Regions from separate parts of the Homo sapiens genome. Here region 2 is linked to region 1. The links are chromatin contacts, found by Hi-C or POLR2A ChIA-PET in ENCODE. All regions are on one chromosome and are shown on one strand. Each heading gives the region's core, a stretch centred on a gene start or an enhancer-like site at or near the end of the contact. The rest is flanking DNA. Distances are from core to core; before and after follow the strand shown. Region 1 holds the start of TMPRSS15 (transmembrane serine protease 15). Region 2 has its middle 40 kb from the start of TMPRSS15.

Region 1 (3,952 bases), core at 1,086-3,585:
GCCATTATACTAAGCAAATTAATGCAGGAACAGAAAAAACAAATACCACATGTTCTCAAGCATAAGTGGGAGCTAAACAGCAGGCACTCGTGGACATAAAGATGGCAACAATAGACACTGGGGACTACCAGAAGGGGAAAGTGGGAGAGGGGCAAGGGTTGACAAACTAACTTCTGGGTACTATGCTCAGTACCTGGGTGATGGGATCATTCATACCCCAAACCTCAATATATGCAATATACCCAGGTAACAAGCCTGCACATGTGCCCCCTGAATCTAAAATAATAGTTTAAAAAGAAAAAAATAGCAGTATGCATTATGATCTCTGATGTATTGGTAAAGCATTAACTCGAATCCCTTTTTATATTTAGCTGTTCACTGTTAAACAGTATTATCACTTATAAATATTTATTTTCTCTTTCACTTGTAAAATAACTAACCTTTGTATGTTTATTGAACAACAGGGATTCCAATGGACTTTCAAATGCTTATAGATCCTTCAAGTTATTCACAGCAATTAAATAAGACCAAAACAGCCATTTTTCTAAAAGTTTAATTCAATCTGTATTGTATTTTAGTACTTTGTATAATTTTATAAAATATCCACACTTTCTTTCCCTTTAAAATATAGCCCGTGTGTATGTCTATAGTTTTTAAATAGACCAGGAATTATACTAAAATTATTTAATAAAACTATGGCATGTGCATTACATTCTAATTTAAACTTACTTATTTACTAGAATAAAATAGCTAACCCAACAATTGTGAATTTAATAGGTAAAACTAAAATCACTCACAATGGAAAGATACGGTGGCTCATGCCTGTAATCCCAGCATTTGGGGAGGCCGAGGTGGGCAGATACGAGGTCAAGAGACTGAGACCATCCTGGCCAACATGGTGAAACCCCACCGCTACTAAAAATACAAAAATTAGCTGGGCGTGATGGCGCGCACCTGTAGTCCCAGCTACTAGCAAGGCTGAGGCAGGAGAATCACTTGAACCCAGGAGGTGGAGGTTGCAGTGAGCCGAGATCGTGCCACTGCACTCCAGCCTGGCGACAGAGCGAGACTCTATCTCAAAAAAAAAAAAAAAAAAGAGAGAATTTATATGCACATATATATATATAAAGTTCATCATTTTAAAAATGTAAAAAATTGTTTTTAAGAGAAAATAAACTGTTAATACGTAGGTTATTGCTATGCTTTCAATTTTTTAAATTTACCCTATAAATGAATAAGTGGTAAGATGGACTATAAGTTCCAGAGCGGGATTGTCTAGTTTGGAATCTTACTTCTGCTACCCACTAATAATGTGAACTTAAGCAAGTTACTTCTAGTCTCTGTCTCAGATCCCTCATCTGTAAAACGAGCATACCAATAAGCTTTCATATGTTGTAGCTACACAATACATTTGAAGGTATTTTAAAAGCTGTTGGTACAAAGTTAGCTCTAACTAAGAGTTATCATTTCTTATGCTTTTTCTGTTTATCGGAGTTGCTACTCAGTTTGTGACCTTTTTAAGTCTACATTTATATCCAAGTTATTTTATATTAGTAGAATTAAAATGGTTAGACTGATAAGAGAATGAAGATAGAAATAAACAATATTTTCTGTTAACTTTGCATGTTTATCTACTTACATATTCAACAACATGTTAATATGTTTGTGATTTAAATTATATCAAAACAAAATCAGGGGCCATGAAATCTACTTGATTATATGTTGAAACCAAGATACTTATTTAACATTATTTATTTTAAAAACTACTCAGTCTCATGCTTAAATTCTGCATTAAGTTTCAAATTACATACCAATTAATTTTCCTAATATTCTCTGAAGGGAACTACAGAGAAGTACATGAAGGCAACATAAATATTTTGTCATGAAGATTAATTTGAAATATTAGATTGAAAGCCCAAAATAATGCATTTAGTTGGCAATGAATAAAATAGACTTACAGAATAACTGACACTAAAGTGTGTACATTCAGCTGAGAGCACCTTCACGAGCCAACTCCATGTGACTTACCTCGTTGGGATTCCTTGATTGTCAGGCAGGATACTGCAATTAATCCAGCACAGAGCACTACCAATATGGCAAAGAGAGCTGCAAACATGATTTCATAGGAGCTGAGAGAATGATGCCTAGAAGATATGCCTCTTTTCGACCCCATTTTTGGTTTTGAAGGCTTGCTAATTTAAGAACTGAAAGAGAATATAAATAATTCTACCAACTGAAGAGAAAAATCTCTCAAATTTTTAAAGATGTGTAAAGCAACAACCACCTGTCTACATGCATACCAGTCAGTGTAAGTGAGTTGTGTATGTCTCTTTGGCAAAATTATGTCTCTATACATTAAGTATCATTAAAAGGGTAGTTAATCTTTAAGAAGATATAAATGAGTAAAGATGCCTAGAGTTGTAAATGTTAACTACCTGAACAGGCCATTTGCCAAGGTGAATCAAATTAAATTCATGTTGTAAACAAAAGACATTTTATCATTTTGAGAACTATTAAGAAAAATGTGAAATTCATGACAGACAAATTAGTCACTAGGCACATGCATCTGATATTCATAGAGAGAGTTCCTAACAGATCAACCTTCTACCCTCTGACTCAGATGATTCTTAAGACACTTCTCTTATATGTTGATATAGACCTTCTAAAAATAACTTTTAGGTGCAGATGTATATAAAGCCTAACATATATATACTCTCTCTGTGTACATATACATATACATGTATTCCTTATGGAAACAATCAAAAGTGTTGCAAACTTTGTTATGTCACCCAGGTGAAGTTATGCAATGTAAGGCAGTATTACATAAGGGAAAGTACACTTAAACAAGGCGTTCTATGGCTACTCTTTATGGCCTTGTGCAGTTATTAATGAATGGTAGTACCTGTCATAAGAGGAATAAAATATGTGTTTCTATTCTAAGAAAATAGTCTGGGTGGGGAAGACATTGCTCACTTGCCCTGGACTTTATCTCTTTAAATATGCCAATTAGAACAAGAGAACAGGTTAAGATAATCATAGTTATAGTTGTAGATATATGCTTTATGGAAAAATCAAAGTCATTTTCTGATAATTAAATTACGGTTTAGCATTGGGATTATTCACACCATGAATAATGATGAGTTCAGGAACTTTAAAACACAAAAATTAAAACTAAATAAAACCGAATCTATTCTGAAGTAAACCAATGTGACTTTTATTCTGGTAAATAAAACTGGCAGGAGGTAAGAAAGTTTTAGATTGGAAACCCCTAACACACTGAAATTGTGGCATATTATAATGGGCTAAGATGAACAGTAGCTGCTTTTCTTCTTCTTTACCCATGAAAGAAGAGAATTGCCTGTTGCCCCCAAACTCAAGAATTTTTGCTGATAAAAATAGAATTATGAGTAAACAAATGTATTTCATTGAAAATATTTATATTTTTAGCTAATTGACTTAAATATATATATGAAATATATATATGAAATCAGAGACACCACTTATGGACTTGGGAGAAGTTTATTTTATTTATATTCTAGGGGACAATTACAATAGGCCAGACCCTCTGATAAAATTGGAACCTACAAAAAGCGCCTCTTGAATTTGGAAAGCCAAAGTGAAAGCACAATGACTGTTTTCTTTGTATGGCTAGTGCAGAAGCAAACCCTTTTTAGAATATCATATAGCGCTTTAAGTTACATTTCTTTTGACTTTATAGAAGGAAAGCAGAAGACAGTGAGTTCACATGTCTGCTTCAAGCATAGCATGGATTAATGGATAAAATATTAGATTGAAAGCCCAAAATAATGCATTTAGTTTCAGAAACAAAACTTTCACTTTCGATCACAAATTCTCCTCAAATAATGTTTTAAATAATTATATTTAGTATCAAGCAAATGAGTGAAAGAATAGCTTTTTTAAAGAAGGCAATAATTTATGGAGGACAGACTGA
Region 2 (3,952 bases), core at 640-3,139, 40 kb after region 1:
GTGATTTGCCTGCCTAGGCCTCCCAAAGTGCTGGGATTACAGGCGTGAGCCACCACACCCGGCCCAGGACACATTATTTTAAAGAATCTCTGATGATCAAAGTTGTTCCTTAGTTTAACGTAATCTCCTACTCATTCCTCCTCTTCTTTCATTGCTACTTTACTATAACTGTCCTTTGTGTTGTTAAAATTCCTATCTTTCCAATAATACTGTTTTACTTTAACATCAATGAATTGTTTTTTCTTAGTTACCTTGAGTCTTATTTTGATTAATTTTATTTAAAAATATCCTGTATTTCATCTGCTCTCTCCATCAGATATGGCTGTTTCCTAAGAACGATGTTTATCCTACTTTGCTCATTATTAGCTTTTGGCATGGATGGGCTTGACGTATTTGCTAGCAGATTATCTACTATAAGTAATAAAACATTCTGGCACCACATTGCTATTTGTGTAAACCAGACAAATGTTTTCTGTACTTTTTTCTCCTTACATATATTTTTCATTCACTCTTGCAAACTTTTGCTCCAAATATAAGTTAAGCTATAAAGTAGTTATTTATATTTTTAAATAAATTATTCAAAGTAATCAATGCTAGGTTTTCCTTAATGATACACAACTTCCTAGATGTTCTTAGGAGAAAAAACTCCCTTGCATCACACAAAGCCAAAATATTGCTACCTTGAATATCACATTTCTTATCCCGGTAAGTTTGGGACAGTTTATCTGGCTCTCTCAAGGACATCCAGCTAGTTGATCAGAGTTCAAATACTGCTCTGTTTATTTTGTTATACAGATATTCCATGGTAATTTCTCCCAAGCTTAGATAAAATATTTCCTCAAACTTTTATTATGATGATTTCATTCTAGGGTTAATGCAGTGTTCTGAAAGAATAAAATCAGTTTTGAAATGAAGTATATTTTAATACGATTCTGACGTATCAATTCTATTTCGCCTGAAAAAATCAGTTCGGGGTACCATACATAGAGTTAATCACCAAAGGTATTAGGAAGTGATTACTGGATAGATTAAGAACAGGTGATGGGATGTAGGTTAATTAGAATTAAGTTCAAATATACCTTGAATTAAGTTCAAATATACTGACCCATCTTCCTCCCCAACCTCCAACTATCCATGGACACTTTGCATGTGTATATTTACAAATTACAAAGAAATTGGCAAACTAGCCCCGATTAAATAGTGCAGAGAAACAAGAGATGAGGAAAAACGGCAGGGAAGCTACGAAAAGAAAAAATAAAATAAATAAAAGATGGCAGGATAGAAGCAGCTCAGGTGTGCTGCTCTCGTAGAGAACAGAGGGGCTGGTGAACACTGACTCTGCAGGCCGATCGGCTGAGAAACCATGCTGGGATCAATTAAGGCAGCAGGGGACACAGAAAGCAGGGAAGAGTGAAGCTGGCACCAGCCTGTCTGGGTTCAGCATGGAGCCAGGAGAACCTCTCCAACACAGGAAACTGAATGAGTGACAGCCCCTTGGGACACTCACGCTCTCCACAGGGACCTGTGTAAAACTGAATGAGAGAATCCTCCTGGCATCCCCGGTCTCCCCACTGCACTTCTAGACTGAGGCAGAAAGTCAACTGGACATATTGCCGGGACAACTCTTGATTCCAAGGGAACCTCTACAAGCCTTGTGCCCTGGAGCAGACCAGCACTGGTGCCATAGCCCCAGTGGAGGCCACAGTTGTGGTGCCAACAATAAGATTGCTCCACCTCACCTTGCTAGACAAGGCTCAGTGCCAGCTACTGGCCCAATAGTCCCACTTCTGTCCGAACTCAGCCAGTGGCTGCAGCCTCCTCTTGTTCCAGGAAACACCTGAATGGCAGAGCTGGCAACCTCACCCTCTGACACCGGTAGACAAGCAGGCAATGCTTTCTAGAGCTTCCAGCTAGCAGTACCGCTTTTGTGTGAACTCAGCCAGAGGGTGCAGCTTCCTGTTGTGGCGGGAAGCACCTGCACAGCAAAGCAGGCAACTGAACCCACTCCTGCCACTGGTAGCCAGGTGGGCAATTCCTGCTAGAGCTTCTGGCCAAGTGGTCCTGCTTCTGTTTGAACTTGGCTGGCAGGCACAGCCTCCTCTTATTGCTAGAAACATCCGGATGGCAGGGTGGGTGAATCCACTCACAGCACACTCCCCGCCCCTTGTAACCAGGCAAGTCACACCTGCTAGGGCTTCCAGCCTCGTAGTCCTACTTCAGCCTGAATTTGCCAAGGGTTGCAGCAGCCTGTTGCCCCAGAAACACCCAGCAGCACTATTCACAATAGCAAAGATACGGAATCAACCTAAATGCCCATTAACGGAAGACTGGATAAAGAAAATGTTGTATATGTACATCACGGAATACTACATAACCATAAAAAAGGATTATTTCGTGTCCTTTACAGGGACATGGTTGAAGCTGGAAACCATCATTCTCTGCAAACTGTCACAAGGACAGAAAACCAAACACCGCATGTTCTCACTCATAAGTGGGAGTTGGACAATTAGAACACATGGACACAGGGAGGGGAACATCCCACACTGGGGCCTGTTGGGGGATGGGGGTGCTGGGGGAGGGATAGCATTAAGAGAAATTCCTAATGTAGATGACGGGTTGATGGGTGCAGCAAACCACCATGGCACATGTATACCTATGTAAGAAATCTGCACGTTGTGCACATGTACCCTAGAACTTAAAGTATAAAAATTAAAAAAAAATCAGGATAGTGAGCATTCCCATCACCTCAAACATGTGTCATTTCTTTTTGGTGAGAACATTCAAAACTTTCTCTTTTAGTTATTTTGAAATACTATACAATATATTATTATTAACTATAATCACCCTACTGTGCAATGGAATGCCAGAACATTTTCCTCCTATTTAACTGTAACTTTGTTGACCAACTTCTCCCAGTCTCCCCCTTACCTCCTCTCCTTCCAAACCTCTGATAATCACTATTCTACTCTCTCCCTCCATGAGATAAACTTTCTGAAATTCCACATGAGTGAGACAACAAAATTAGCTTGGTGCAAAGTAGTTGCGGTTTTTGCCATTAAGAGTGGCAAAACTTTTAGTGGCAAAAATGGTAAATAGTTTTGCAACAAGCTAATGTTTCTCTTTCTGTGGTAGGCTTACTTCACTTAACATAATGTCTTCTAGGTTCATCCATGTGTTCAGAAATGACCAAATTTCATTTTATTTGGCTGGCTAGTACTCCATTGTATATATATATATACCCCATTTAAAAAAATCCATTCTTGCATTGGTATATACCACATTTTTTTTTTTTTTTTGAGACAGAGTTGAGCTTTGTTGCCCAGACTGGAGTGCAACTTTTGCCTCCTGGGTTCAAGTGATTACCCTGCCTCAGCCTCCCGAATAGCTGAGATTACAGTCATGCACCACCACTCCTGGCTAATTTTTGTATTTTTAATAGAGATGGGGTTTCACCAAGCTGGCCAGGCTGGTCTCAAACTCCTGACTTCAAGTGATCCACCCACCTCGGCCTCCCAAAGTGCTCGAATTGTAGGCATGAGCTGCCATGCCCAGCCTATACTACATTTTTAAAAATCCATTAACACATTGATGGATGCTTAGATTGATTCCATATCTTCACTATCATGAATATTGCTGCAAAATACTAGCAAACTGAGGGCAATAGCACATCAAAAAGATCATTCACCATGATCTAGTGGGATTCACCTAAGGGATGCCACAATGTTTCAACAGACACAAATAAAACAATTAGATACATCACATTAACAAAATGTAGAAAATAAGTGGGATCATTTTATTAGATGCTAAAAAAGCGTTTGGTAAAACCCAACATTCTTTTATGATAAAACCTGCCAACAAACTGGAGGTAGAAGACTATGCCTCAAAATCATAAAGGGCATATATATCAAACCCATAGCTAGCATAATACTGGACAAGGAACTATTGAAAGCCT

What was found. A loop is a pair of places that touch in the nucleus more often than their neighbours do. ChIA-PET counts read pairs that join two places held with the same protein, here RNA polymerase II (POLR2A).
Region 2: a map of OCI-LY7 shows a loop between it and region 1 (1.8-fold over the local background). The contact joins the enhancer-like site here to the promoter of TMPRSS15 in region 1. A Hi-C loop is called at or near these places in 2 of 168 maps with a recorded cell type or tissue (CD8-positive, alpha-beta T cell and OCI-LY7). POLR2A ChIA-PET finds 5 or more read pairs at or near these places in 2 of 52 experiments (OCI-LY7 and PC-3).

The regions. Positions count from the first base shown.
Region 1 is chr21:18,401,450-18,405,401 of GRCh38, forward strand. It overlaps TMPRSS15 (transmembrane serine protease 15), which reads right to left and starts at 2,336. Exons shown (of 25, transcript NM_002772.3): 1 at 2,029-2,336. The coding sequence starts at 2,173.
Region 2 is chr21:18,441,927-18,445,878 of GRCh38, forward strand. It overlaps a transcript of TMPRSS15 not described here. Among named protein-coding and RNA genes, the nearest start is that of TMPRSS15, 40 kb to the left of the region's middle. Within about 2 kb of position 1,890, at least 3 of the 41 ENCODE cell types and tissues checked have a DNase peak (open chromatin) inside an H3K27ac peak, as active enhancers do; they include OCI-LY7, where a contact is called at or near this core.